2 separate regions of the Homo sapiens genome follow, and region 2 is linked to region 1. A link is a contact called in ENCODE Hi-C or POLR2A ChIA-PET data. All regions are on one chromosome and are shown on one strand. Each heading gives the region's core, a stretch centred on a gene start or an enhancer-like site at or near the end of the contact. The rest is flanking DNA. Distances are from core to core; before and after follow the strand shown. Region 1 overlaps STAT5B (signal transducer and activator of transcription 5B). Region 2 overlaps STAT3 (signal transducer and activator of transcription 3).

Region 1 (6,771 bases), core at 219-2,718:
ATATGGCAGTTTGCCCCGTTTTCCAGGTAGCTGTGTTCTCTTAATTTGCCATGAATTAAAATGTTTCATTTTTACTTAGACATAACTTGAATATGTCATTTCAAATAACAAAATAAAAACTGAACTGAATATGTTTTAGTTAAAACAATACAAAACTGAAATCTCCTCTTTTAAGAGAGAAACGCTTCATCAGCTGGTTAGTTCCCTTGTTTGCTTACTGGGTGATATGAAACCCAACTACAGCTTTCCAAAAATAATCCCAAGTTGTGGGGTGTCCTACTACCTGTGTTTAAGTAAAACAAGTCCTGCAGAAAAAGTGGATCCAACGAGTAGCAGGTTTGTTAAGAAGCTAAATCTTGGCCAGGTGTAGTGGCTCACACCTGTAATCTCAGCACTTTGGGAGGCTGAGGCAGGAGGATCACCTGAGCTCAGGAGTTCAAGACCAGCTTGGGCAACATATCAAGGCTCTGTCTTTACAAAGAAAGCAAAACAAAAAGTAGTAGCGTGTGGTGGCGCACACCTGTAGTCTTAGTTACTTGGGAGGATGAGGTGGGAGAATCACTTGAGCCTAGGAGTTAGTAGCTGCAGTGAACTATGATTGCGCCACTGCATGCCAGATGGATGACAGAGCCAGACTCATTCTCTAAAAAAAAAAAAAATGTATGAGAAAAAGAAGAAGATAATTCTGGGCCAGGCACAGTGGCTCATGCCTGTAAACCCAGCACTCTGGGAGGCCGAGATGGGAAGACTGATTAGGCCAGGAGTTTGAAACAAGCCTAGGCGACATAGTGAGACTCCATCTCTACAAAAAATTTACAAATTAGCCCAGTGTGGTGGCGCATGCCTGTAGTTCTAGCTACTCAGGAGACAGGCAGAAGAACTGCTTAAGCCCAGGAGTTTGAGGCTGCTGTGAGCCGTGATTGTGTCGCTGCACTCCAGCCTGGGTGACATTGTAAGATCTTGTCCAAAAAAAAAAAAAAAAAAAAAAATCTTATTCTAATTCTGAGAAGAAATGACATTTAATAAGAGCTCATGTCTTAGCAAATCAAAATGTTTGTCCTGCTGGGGAAAAAAAAAAAACAACAACGGTTATCCAGGTATAAAAAGCAATTACCAGGACATTTAACATTAAGATGAACTAAAATTGTGCACAAAATAATTGTCCACATTTACTACAGCACTCATAGTGGGAGTAAATAAAATGCAATTACTTTTGCTAAAGCAACCTACTTTTTCTGGTAACAGACCGTCTCTCACTATACCTCTAATAGTAGATCTACACACAACTTAGCATGGTGTAGGAACTTGAGTGCATGCTCCTACAGCACACAACAGATGCACTGAAAGGCTCCCACCTCTTAACTAACAGCTTATGCTGCAAGGCATCAGCCAGGATAACGGCAGAGCCCTTCTGTGTATGTGTTCTTTCACAGGCGGCACTGTTACCGGAAGAAGCGAAGAGCAGCGATTTCCTTCCAAAAGGTCAGCTGCCTCAGACAGACCAAACAGAAAGCAGCGAATTCTTGCCAACTTCCCCTCCTGCTTCTGCAGCTAGTACGCAATAGCATTTAGTTTCCAGTAAAGCTCCAGATAAAAACAAAGCAAATGTGAGACCCAGAATCTACACAATGTCAGTGTCTCGCTTGACTGAACGAAGGGCAGTAAGATCATATGGAGCTACGCTTTTTCAACGTGGTGGAAGTGTTAGGAAGGTGAGATTAAACATGAAGAAAAGGTCAGGACTGGAACCATCCAGATTTTATACCAATGTCCAGAAGTCTCCATCTAAAAATAAGATGGTAGGCTGGGTGAGGTGGCTCAGGCCTGTAATCCCAGCACTTTGGGAGGCCAAGGCCAGTGGATCACTTGAGGTCAGGAGTTTGAGACCAGTCTGGCTAGCATGGTGAAACCCCGTCTCTACCAAAAATATACAAAATTAGCTGGGTGTGGTGGCGCGTGACTGTAATCCCAGCTACTCGGGAGGCTGAGGCAGGAGAATTGCTTGAACCTGGGAGGTGGAGGTAGCAGAGAGCCAAGATTGCACCACTGCACTCCAGCCTGGGCAACAGAGTGAGACTCTATCTCAAAAAAAATAAAAAGAAAAAGAAGATGGTATTTTAGAGATAATAAATGCAACAACAGATAAGGTCCCTAGTCAACTGATAAAAAAAGAATAAATTTTGAACTTATTCTCAAAATAAAGTCAAGTCAGTCATTCTGCAACATGCTAGGGCACAGGCAAGGTTCAATGCTGACAACCAGTAGATATATATACAATGAATATATAAGTTTCTTAGATTAGACATGGAGAAAAGACTGTAAAACACATAACAAAAAGGGGAAGAGGATAGAAAATATAATTTTTTTTTTTGAGACAGGGTCTCACCCTGTCACCCATGCTGGAGTGCAGTGGCGTGATCTCAGCTCCCTGCAACCTCTGCCTCCCAGGCTCTAGCAATCCTCTTGTCTCAGTCTCCTGAGTAGCTGGGACCACAGGTGTGTGCCACTATGCCTGGCTCATTTTTTGTATTTTTAGTAGAAACGGGGCTTCATTATGTTGCCCAGGCTGGTCTCGAACTCTTGAACTCAAGCGCTCCACCCACCTCGGCCCTCCAAAGTGCTGGGATGACAGGCGTGAGCCACTGCACCAAACCCAGACTTCTTTAAATTAAGAGAGTGTTAAACTACATGAAAGCCTACGCATTCAATCTTCCCAGAGGAGCAAAATTAGACCCTTTTGAGTATAAAAGTGAAGGAGAAGGAAGGGAAAATGATGATTTTAAACATTTTTCTCAACCAGATCGGTTCCCGGCTTAACTATCTACACAAAACTTGCGAGAAAATGTTACGAGCTCCTACCCCATGTCGTTGGCTCTATGTGGTTTCTAACTCGTTAGTTTCAGGTTGTGGTGGCAACAGAGACACCAGGCTTTTTGTGAGACAAGCTCTTGTTCTAAAATGTCTGGGCTTTGATGATGGAGAGTATTTTAACCCCACTCTGAGAATACCTAGTTTGAAATGAAGATAGTATGGAGTTCAAGGAAAAACGTATTAGTTTGTTATGTTAAATTAAGCCACCCACACACCCACACTAGAAACTGTTTTGTGTTGGAAACAAAATAAATGACTTCATTTCCAAGCCCTTCCTATACTTCATCACCAAACCTTAAATAATAGCAAAGGAATAAGCATGGGAAATGAGAAAAATAAAGTACTAGCAGCAGTAGTAATAGAATTATAATAACAGTAGTAGTAATAAATATTCAAGGAGTTTTGTCCACCTTCGGAGCTCAGGCTGTGAACCACAGTGGTTTACTTATTGAAAATCATCACGAGGCCGGGCGCGGTGGCTCATGCCTGTAATCCCAGCACTTTAGGAGGCCAAGGCGGGCGGATCATGAGGTCAGGAGATCGAGACCATCCTGGCTAGCATGGTGAAACCCCATCTCTACTAAAAATACAAAAAATTAGCCAGGCGTGGTGGCAGGCACCTGTAGTCCCAGCTACTCGGGAGGCTGAGGCAGGAGAATCACTTGAACCTAGGAGGCGGAGGATGCAGTGAGTGGAGATCATGCCACTGCACTCCAGCCTGGGTGATAGAGGGAAACTCTGTCTCAAAAAAAAAAAAAAAAAAATCATCAGCTAGTCAAATGAGTTTCTCCTGACAGTGATACCTGCAGTTTAACTCCTTTATAACACGAGCCACAAAATGAATTATCATAAAATGCAATTCACAAATGAATACAAAAAGATTATTTGACAATCCAAAAAAAAAGGCTTTAAATAAGACTCCCTTCCCTGAGGGTTAGCACTAAGAAGACAAACCTTCAAGCACAACCAAAGGATGCCATATTTGGGGGGTGGGGGTTCACCTTCATTCTTTTAAATCAATCAGAAATTAGCCAAAAGCTTTAGATTGTAAAAGTGAGTGGGAGGAGAATAACGAGAACTGTCCTGGGCTTGGGTAACTTTCCCATAAGGCCAAAACCTAGATCCTGACCACTTGTGGTCAGAATTAGCAATGCAACATTTCCTATAAGAAGCTGAGTTGTTAACTTTGTTAAACTTGTTCGCAAATTCCTTAAGGGGCTTCCATTAGTTACATTATTATCCATCACCAATATTTATCACAGAACATCTGAAACTTAGGCTTTCTAATGGCAGAAAACATTTTACATACAGGGGGAAATGTCATTAATAGAAATGAGAAAGCAACTTGTAAAACACCCCAGTGTGTAAGACAGGATAACAAAGGATACTGAAGTTAGCTGCCATCTGGATACCTGTTCACATGATACCTATAACTAAACAGCAACTTACCTGATGCTACTGTGCATTGGGTTGGAGACAAGGTATACATGATAAATTCCTACTATAATTAATAAATGTTCAAATGAAAATATACAAATAGATTGGGTGCGGTGGCTCACACCTGTAATCTCAGCACTTTGGGAGGCCAAGGTAGGCGAATCACAAGGTCAGGAGCTCAAGACCAGACTGGCCAGCATGGTGAAACCCCGTCTCTACTAAAAATACAAAAAATTAGCTGGGCGTGGTGATGCGTGCCTGTAATCCCAGCTACTGGGGAGGCTGAGGCAGGAGAATGGCTCGAACCCAGGAGGTGGAGGTTGCAGTGAGCCGAGATCGTGCCACTGCATTCCAGCCTGGGTGACAGAGCAAGGCTCCGTCTCAAAAAAAAAAAAAAAGAAAAAAAGAAAAGAAAATATACAAATAACTATGTTACTGTTGATGTACATTAAGTATGAGTTGAATGCTAGAAGATCATCTGGGTTCTCCAAGCTATGCCATCAAGAAATAGACACTCTGATACAGAAGGCAACTTCTGAATTTAACAGTGCTGTGCGATATATCAAGGGGAAATTTGGGACAAGGATGCCTGGCAGTTCCACAAGCCTAGGAAAAGTGCCTCAAACAATCTTTAACACCTTTAGGTAGAAATAGAATCAGTACAATATTTGTATCCAATGTCTTTGATCATTTTGATAATCTTATTTTTAAAAGATGGGATGTTTTCCTCCTCTAGAATTAGAATTTACCCTACACTCTGGACATAAGAACCAAGGCAACTAAGTTATCTGCTGGCCAACTAATAGACTGTAAGCCATCCTGGAGCAAGGACCATGTCTCTCTGATTCATTTTGATTTCCCCAATATAGTACTTGATATACATGGTTGGTATTTAGTAATTGTGTATTGAATACAATTTTTATAGACCTCCATGTTACAAAAAGGACCTAAATTGGGGGAAATGGATGGTAGGTCAGTTATTTCCTTCAGGATATTTTTAACACTGTGGAGGTCATTAATCTGAATCCTTATTACAGGAATAATGGGAGTGAATCACACTTTATAGAAACCATGACGGAGGTTTTGACTCATCATTGGTGCTAATCAAGGTAAACATAATAGCAAGTTGTGCCACCCTCATAAACATCGTGACAAGTTTGTAAAATAGAGCTAACACTTTATTGCAGCAATTTCAAAGAGAAGAATTACATGAAATATGATGATGCTAAGATGAGCTAAAATTCCAAAGAAAGGATCTTCTCTAAGCAAACTAACCTTTCTTTTAATTATATCTCAAGAAAGAAGCTGAGTATAAACGAAAAGCACATTTGTCAACAATTCACTCATTCAGTTACCATGTATGCCACTAACTACAATCCAGAAAGATTTATGATTGTGCCAAAACAAGATGATGAGGTTCTATACCCAGAATGTAGATTAATGTTAGAAGGATGACTCAGGACTTATGGCATCAGTCTGATAGACGTTGAACCTTTCTTTCTTTCTTTCTTTCTTTCTTTCTTTTTTTCATCTCTGTGAGTTCTTCAACTACAGGACAGAATGCCAACTCAGGAAGATAATTCAGTAAACACAGCCACCTTTGACTACAGACTATTTTTTATCCAAGATGTATTTCCATGTAGCAAAGTAAATTTAGCAAATGAAAATATAGTCTTGACTTGCTATGGATGTCCCCTATCTCTGCCAAAAATGACAAGCTGCTTGCTCAAAAGCTGTCACTAATTAGCAGCTGCTGCTGTAAAGAAAACCAAAGTAAGTGCCAATAAAAGCATATTGAACTCAAAGAGGGCCCTATGACAAGAGATGGGAAATGCAAGAATCTATTTGTGACTAGTAAACTTACATAAATACTAGCAATCTAAATTTGGGAGATGTAGGGGCAGGGCAATAATGGCAATACATATCCATTCATATTTAAACAGGAAGGACTGAAAGAGTCTCCTAACATCCTGAAAGTCAGAAATACCAAGGTATTGGTGTTGCTGAATTCCATCACAACCATTTCCACCTTTCCAATAGGAGCCAGTCTTGGTTTTGGATGATGATGATTATTTTTAGAGACAGGGTCTTGTTCTGTGGCCCAGACTGGAGAGCAGTGGCATGAACACAACTCATTGCAGCCTGTGACTCCTGGCCTCAAGTCATCTTGCCACCTTTGCCTCCCAAAGTGCTGGGATTACAGGCGTGAGTCACCGCGCCTGGCCTGGTTTTGGATAATTTCTCATTGTCAATACTTCTGTCTCTGGCACTTTAACAACTGCATTTGTAGACATTGTAAAAATAAATTTTAAAAATAACTTTCATATTCTATGGGCTTCGGCCTAAACTCTGATGGTTCCGAATCTACCTGTTGACCCCTCATGTTATAGGTTGAAACTATGAAGTCAAGCAGAAGTGATCTGCCCAATGTAAATGAGCACAGATACAGTGGTAGAAAATCAC
Region 2 (6,647 bases), core at 3,583-6,082, 89 kb after region 1:
GCGAGACTCTGTCTCAAAAAAAAAAAAATTAGCCGGGTGTGGTGGCACGCACCTCTATTCCCAGTTACTCAGGAGGCTGAGGCACAAGAATCACTTGAACCTGGGAGATGGAGGTTGCAGTGAGCTGAGATCATGCCACTGCACACCAGCCTGGGTGAGAGTGAGACCCTGTCTCAAACAAAAACAAAAGATGAGTATCACTCCTTCAAGCCAAAGGTACTGAGAAAACATCTAAGAACTAACAACTTAAAGTTGTGAGAGATTCACAAAAGGATAATCAAAGCCATATAATGAAAAATATTACAGGAACACATGCTGTGCAGCTGGCATTTTGTTCTATTAATCCTGAAACCGAACACCATACTAAGTTTCTGAGGAGGGAAATTTTGCTGCAGAAGGTCAAAACCCCAGCACACCTGTTCTGACTTGAGTGTGAAAGTAACACCTCACCCTACAGGCCCACCACCCACCTGCCCTGGGGCCTCTCAGCTTCCCCATCACTAAGCCTTACTCTTTCCCTTAAAATCCACAGGGAAGAGTAGCCTCAAAGAACAGAAAATAGATGACATTATTTTGTCCCTTGGGCAGAAGGAGAAGCTGTGGCCTGAGACTCCAGGTCTACAATCATAGGAATATGCCCAGGTACCTTCAAAAAGATGACTGCTCTTTTGCTTTTGACATCAGAATCAGAGAGCAAGCAGATAGTATGGCAACAAATTTCAACCCCGCAACAGTGTACTGCCTGTGACACCACACCTGGAAAGAATGACCCTGGCCACCAACTCTACCCTCACCCTAACAGTGTCCCTCAGTAAAATCTCTACTGGAAATGGAAGTGGCATGGCCTACCTGACTTTAGTAGTGAACTGGACGCCGGTCTTGATGACGAGGGGCCGGTCAGGATGCATGGGCATGCAGGGCTGCCGCTCCACCACAAAGGCACTGAGGAAAGAGAAGATGGGCTCACGCGCCACGGCCATGACCAGAAGTCAGCCCGCCTCTCACTCTACCACGTGAGTCTTTAGGTATTTTTTAGATGAGGGAAAGGGACAAGGATGCTAAATTACCTTTTCATTAAGTTTCTAAACAGCTCCACGATTCTCTCCTCCAGCATCGGCCGGTGCTGTACAATGGGGTCCCCTTTGTAGGAAACTTTTTGCTGCAACTCCTCCAGTTTCTTAATTTGTTGACGGGTCTGAAGTTGAGATTCTGCTAATGACGTTATCCTGCCAATAAATTAAGAAAGATGCTAATTACCAAAGTGAATGTATACAGGTGAGATGGAGAAGGGGAAGGAAATACTGAAGACATGGAGACCACTACAATAAGAACAAGGAATTTTTTTATTGTGGTGAAATATATATAGCATGAAATTTACAATTTTTCATCTTAAGTTTACAGTTCAGTGACATTAAGAAAAGAGGAATTTTTCACCATGTTGGGTGGATGCTGAAAAAATAAATAAAAAAAGAAAATAATTTATTTATTTATTTATTTTTTGAGCTGGAGTGCAGTGGTGCAATCTCGGCTCACTGCAACCTCCATTTCCCGGGTTCAAGTGATTCTCCTGCCTGAGCCTCCTGAGAGATTACAGGTGTAAGCCACTGCGCCTGGCCTTTTTTTTTTTTTTTTTTTTTTTGAGATAGAGTCTTACTCTGTTGCCCAGGCTGGAGTGCAGTGGCACAGTCTCAGCTCACTGCAACCTCCGCCTCCCAAGTTCAAGTGATTCTCCTGCCTCAGCCTCCCAAGTAGCTGGGATTACAGGCACCCACCACCACTCCCGGATAATTTTTGCATTTTTAGTAGAGATGGGATTTTGCCTTGTTGGCCAGGCTGGTCTTGAACTCCTGACCTCAGGTGATCCATCTGCCTCGACCTCCCGAAGTACTGGCATTACAGGTGTGAGCCACCATGCCTGGCCAGAAAATAATTTATTTTACCTTTTATTACTAGTCCCTTCCTAAAATCTCAAATTTCTAAGAGGGGGCTGGGCACACAAGAAGTATTAAAATTTATACCACTAGGAGGCATTGATGGAGTTATCACTGGAAAATGACAAGCATCTGAGCCCAGATATGCAGAACACGAAATATGGAATTTAGCACTTACTTTACTCATCCTAACTTGTCTATGAACATAAAGACTCAGAAAAAGAGATTAGACAGCTCCCAAAGATGGGTTTGAGCCAGCTCTGTCACACACTATCTGTGCAAGCTTTGCCAGGCCCTTCACCATCATGGGCCTTAGCATCCCCTTGCATGAAGAGAAGGGCTTGAACTACATGAGCCCTTTCTTTTCTTTCTTTCTTTTTTTTTTTTTGAGACAGGGTCCCACTCTGTGGCCTAGTGCAGTGCAATGGCATGATCATAGCTCACTGCCTCCTCCAACTCCTGGACATGAGTGATCCTCCTACCTCAGCTTCCTGAGTAGCTAGAACTATAGGTGTGTGCCACCATGCCTGTTTAGTTTAGTTTAGTTTTTTGAGATGGAGTCTCACTCTGTCACCCAGGCTGAAGTGTAATGGCACATGTCTAGTTTTTTAAATTTTTGTAGGGATGGGATCTCACTTTGTTGCCCAGGCTGGTCTCAAACTCCTGGGTTCAAGTGATCCTCCCGACTCTGCCTCCCAAAGCATTGGGATTTACAGGCGTGAGCCACAACACCCAATCCCCATAAGCCTTTTCAATGTCAGCCTTCAACTGATCAAAGGACATGACATTATGTTTCAAAATATTGATAACATGCACAAGGAATAAGTGAATAGAGAGGGAGAAAAAGCTCATTAAATCTATCTCCAAGAATAGAGATATTAGGCCAGGTGCAGTGGCTGACACCTGTAATCCCAAAAATTTGAGAGGCCGAGGCAGGTCGATCTACTAAAATACAAAAAAATAGCCAGGCATGGTGGCATGGGCCTGTAATCCCAGCTACTTGGAAGGTTGTGACTAAGAATCGCTTGAACCTGGGAGGAGGAGGTTGCAGTAAGCCAAGATCATGCCACTGCACTCTAACCTGGGTGACAGAGTGAGACTCTGTCTCAAAAAAATTAAAAAAAGAGAGAAGTTAGCATCATTCCATCATTCTTTGATGGTTTATCACTAGTGTAACAAAGACCAAAAGACCAGAAAGACAGAAAGTGAAAGGAGAGGGAGGGGGACCGCTGCAGGGATTTCTGAACTCCTGAGCTCTTTTCTGGCACTTCTATCCTCCCATTCCCAGAACTTAAGCTTCTTCGTTCCCTGGTCAGGAAGCATTTAAAACTGCTTTCAGTAAATTAACAACACTCAGGGTTAGTGAGGATATGAATAGACAGGCATTCTCATGTAGAGTTGCGCTAAATTTCCAGTGCAGGCTCTGTATCTCAAGTTTCTCCTAAGGCAAGCTGGTGCAACATGCTCACTATAGGGCCTTGCACAGGAAGGGTTGCAGTAAGATATGCTGGATGAAGGTAAAAGTGCAAATTACAGAAAAGCATATAAAGGAAGATCCTGGGCTGGGCACGGCAGCTCACATCTATAATTCCAGAGCTTTTGAGAGGCCGAAGTGGGATGATCCCTTGAGCCCAGGAATTTGAGACCAGCCCAGGCAACAAAGTAAGACCCTGTCTCTATAAAAAATTTAAAAATTAGCCAGGTGTGGTGGTGCATGCCTGTAGTCCCAGCTACTGAGAAGGCTAAGGTGGGAAGACTGCCTGAGCCCAGGAGGTCAAGGCTCCAGTGAGCCATGACTGCATAACTGTACTCTAGACTGGGTAACACAGTGAGACCCTGACTCCAAAAAAAGAAAAAAAAATGATCCTAATATAAACTGTATAAATTTCTATCTTTATGTGTATATACATAATGTGTATATACATAATGACAGATGTCTAGATTGAGCATCAACTAAATTTTAACTACTAGTACTGCTGATGATTTCATTTAAAAATTTTTTCTTCTCTTGATTAATTTTCTGTATTTGAATTTTTTCCCTTAAAAAGGGCATGTGTCATTTTAGATTACTAAAATAACTAAAATTAAAAGGTTTGTCTATCTGTTAAATACAGTTAAACCAAAAGCCTTAATTGAATTATTAAGTAAAATATACTTAAAATATAATAATATAAATACATTTTTTAAAACAAAGTTTCTCCAAATAAAGTAAAAACTTTATTTTATTTTTATTTTTTTGAGATGGAGTCTCACTCTGTCTCCCAGGCTGGTTGGTGTGCGGTAGTAAGATCTCCGCTCACTGCAACTTCCATATCCCAGGTTCAAGTGATTCTCCTGCCTCAGCCGCCCAGAGTAGCTGGGACTACAGGTGCGCACCACCACGCCCGGCTAATTTTTTTATGTTTTTAGTAGAGATGTGTTTTCACCATGTTGGCCAGGCTGGTCTCAAACTCCTGACCTCAAGTGATCCGCCCATCTTGGTCTCCCAAAGTGCTGGGATTACAGGTGTGAGCCACAGCGCCTGGCCGAAATAAAGTAAAAACTTTAATTCTTGGGCTAAATTTGAATATGGAAAAGTCCCCACGTTGGAGATATAGTACCAATTCTGTGGGCCTGCAGTTAAGATCAGAATTCAATCTAGCTTTCGAGAAAGAAAGGAAAAGCTTCTTTCATCCTTTACCAGTTTTCTAGCCGATCTAGGCAGATGTTGGGCGGGCCTCCAATGCAGGCAATCTGTTGCCGCCTCTTCCAGTCAGCCAGCTCCTCGTCCGTGAGAGTTTTCTGCACGTACTCCATCGCTGACAAAAGCCCCGCCAGCTCACTCACGATGCTCTGGTTGGAAACCAAAACAAAGTCAGAAAACATTTCCTCAGACTGTCTCTAACCACATTCTTTAGTCAACTCCAGAGCAGGAACTTCTTAGAAACCAAGCAAGTTCTGCCACAAGACGCTGAAATCCCGCAAGTGAGCGAGACACATGGGGGAAGTGGTCCGACCTATGCCCTTACTCTCCGCATCTGGTCCAGCGCAGTGAGCATCTGTTCCAGCTGCTGCATCTTCTGCCTGGTCACTGACTGGTTGTTTCCATTCAGATCTTGCATGTCTGCGAAGGAAGAAAAAACTCCTTGACCTGAGGGAATACTCCTTGACCTGAGGGAATACTCCTTGACCTGAGGGAATACTCCTGGACCTGAGGGAATACTCCTGGACCTGAGGGAATACTCCTGGACCTGAGGGAATACTCCTTGACCTGAGGGAATACTCCTGGACCTGAGGGAATACTCCTGGACCTGAGGGAATACTCCTGGACCTGAGGGAATACTCCTGGACCTGAGGGAATACTCCTGGACCTGAGGGAATACTCCTGGACCTGAGGGAATACTCCTGGACCTGAGGGAATACTCCTGGACCTGAGGGAATACTCCTTGACCTGAGGGAATACTCCTGGACCTGAGGGAATACTCCTGGACCTGAGGGAATACTCCTGGACCTGAGGGAATACTCCTTGACCTGAGGGAATACTCCTGGACCTGAGGGAATACTCCTGGACCTGAGGGAATACTCCTGGACCTGAGGGAATACTCCTGGACCTGAGGGAATACTCCTGGACCTGAGGGAATACTCCTTGACCTGAGGGAATACTCCTGGACCTGAGGGAATACTCCTGGACCTGAGGGAATACTCCTGGACCTGAGGGAATACTCCTGGACCTGAGGGAATACTCCTGGACCTGAGGGAATACTCCTTGACCTGAGGGAATACTCCTTGACCTGAGGGAATACTCCTGGACCTGAGGGAATACTCCTGGACCTGAGGGAATACTCCTGTCCTTAATGACCAGGCTCCTTTGAGGACCCGTACCTCCCTTGCGCCCCGCCCGCCTTAAGATCTAAACAGAGTTAAGACAAATGAGTCTTTCAACTCAACAACACAAACTCACTTTCTAGAGATTTTAACATCTCTAATATTCACTTGCCTCCTTGACTCTTGAGGGTTTTATAGTTGAAATCAAAGTCATCCTGGAGATTCTCTACCACTTTCATTTTCTGTTCTAGATCCTGTTTAAAATAAGCAAACAAAAAAACAGAAGTAAAGAAAGATTTCCTTGGGAACAGAAAATATAAAGTTTCTGAGGAGAATTCAAATGAAGCCAAAACCTCAAAAAAGATACATGCAGGACCTGCAGGCAGTATCCCCAAGAGAAGGCTCCCTGTTGGCCAGGTGCAGTGGCTCACGCCTGTAATGCCAGCACTTTGAGAGGCTGAGTTGGGAGGATCACTTGAGCCCAGGAGTTCATGATCAGCCTGGACAACACAGGGAGACCCCCATCTCTACAAATTTTTTTTTTTTAATTAGCTGGGCGTGGTGGTGCATGCCTGTGGTCCCGGCTACTTGGGAGGATGAGGTAGGAGGATCGCTTGGGCCTGAGAGGTCGAGGCTGCAGTGAGCTGTGATCATGCCACTGCAGCCCAGCCTGAGTGGCAGAGCAAGACCCTGTCTCAAAAAAAAAAAAAAAAATTAATGAAAGCTCCCTGCCCGAGGCTTGTAACTTGCATCACCTGCACTCTCTTCCGGACATCCTGAAGGTGCTGCTCCAGCATCTGCTGCTTCTCCGTCACCACGGCTGCTGTGGGGTGGTTGGCCTGGCCCCCTTGCTGCCAAAAAGGAGGTCAATGCACATGTGAACACAGAACTATGGGGAGAGGAATACCTCTA

The links. A loop is a pair of places that touch in the nucleus more often than their neighbours do. ChIA-PET counts read pairs that join two places held with the same protein, here RNA polymerase II (POLR2A). Pooled maps may share reads with other maps.
Region 2: a loop to region 1 is called in a map of naive thymus-derived CD4-positive, alpha-beta T cell, with 7 times the contacts of the local background. The contact joins two enhancer-like sites. A Hi-C loop is called at or near these places in 1 of 168 maps with a recorded cell type or tissue (naive thymus-derived CD4-positive, alpha-beta T cell) and 8 of 50 pooled maps. POLR2A ChIA-PET finds 5 or more read pairs at or near these places in 8 of 52 experiments (B cell, GM12878, H1 and 4 more).

The regions. Positions count from the first base shown.
Region 1 is chr17:42,247,308-42,254,078 of GRCh38, forward strand. All of the region lies in intron 1 of STAT5B (signal transducer and activator of transcription 5B), which reads right to left. Among named protein-coding and RNA genes, the nearest start is that of STAT5B, 26 kb to the right of the region's middle. Within about 2 kb of position 1,469, at least 31 of the 41 ENCODE cell types and tissues checked have a DNase peak (open chromatin) inside an H3K27ac peak, as active enhancers do; they include GM12878, where a contact is called at or near this core.
Region 2 is chr17:42,332,824-42,339,470 of GRCh38, forward strand. It overlaps STAT3 (signal transducer and activator of transcription 3), which reads right to left. Exons shown (of 24, transcript NM_139276.3): 5 at 6,491-6,586; 6 at 5,908-5,989; 7 at 4,940-5,034; 8 at 4,612-4,763; 9 at 1,068-1,226; 10 at 850-942. Among named protein-coding and RNA genes, the nearest start is that of STAT5A, 48 kb to the left of the region's middle. RefSeq lists enhancers at 661-720, 741-790, 4,541-4,850 and a silencer at 4,981-5,030. Within about 2 kb of position 4,833, at least 6 of the 41 ENCODE cell types and tissues checked have a DNase peak (open chromatin) inside an H3K27ac peak, as active enhancers do; they include GM12878, where a contact is called at or near this core.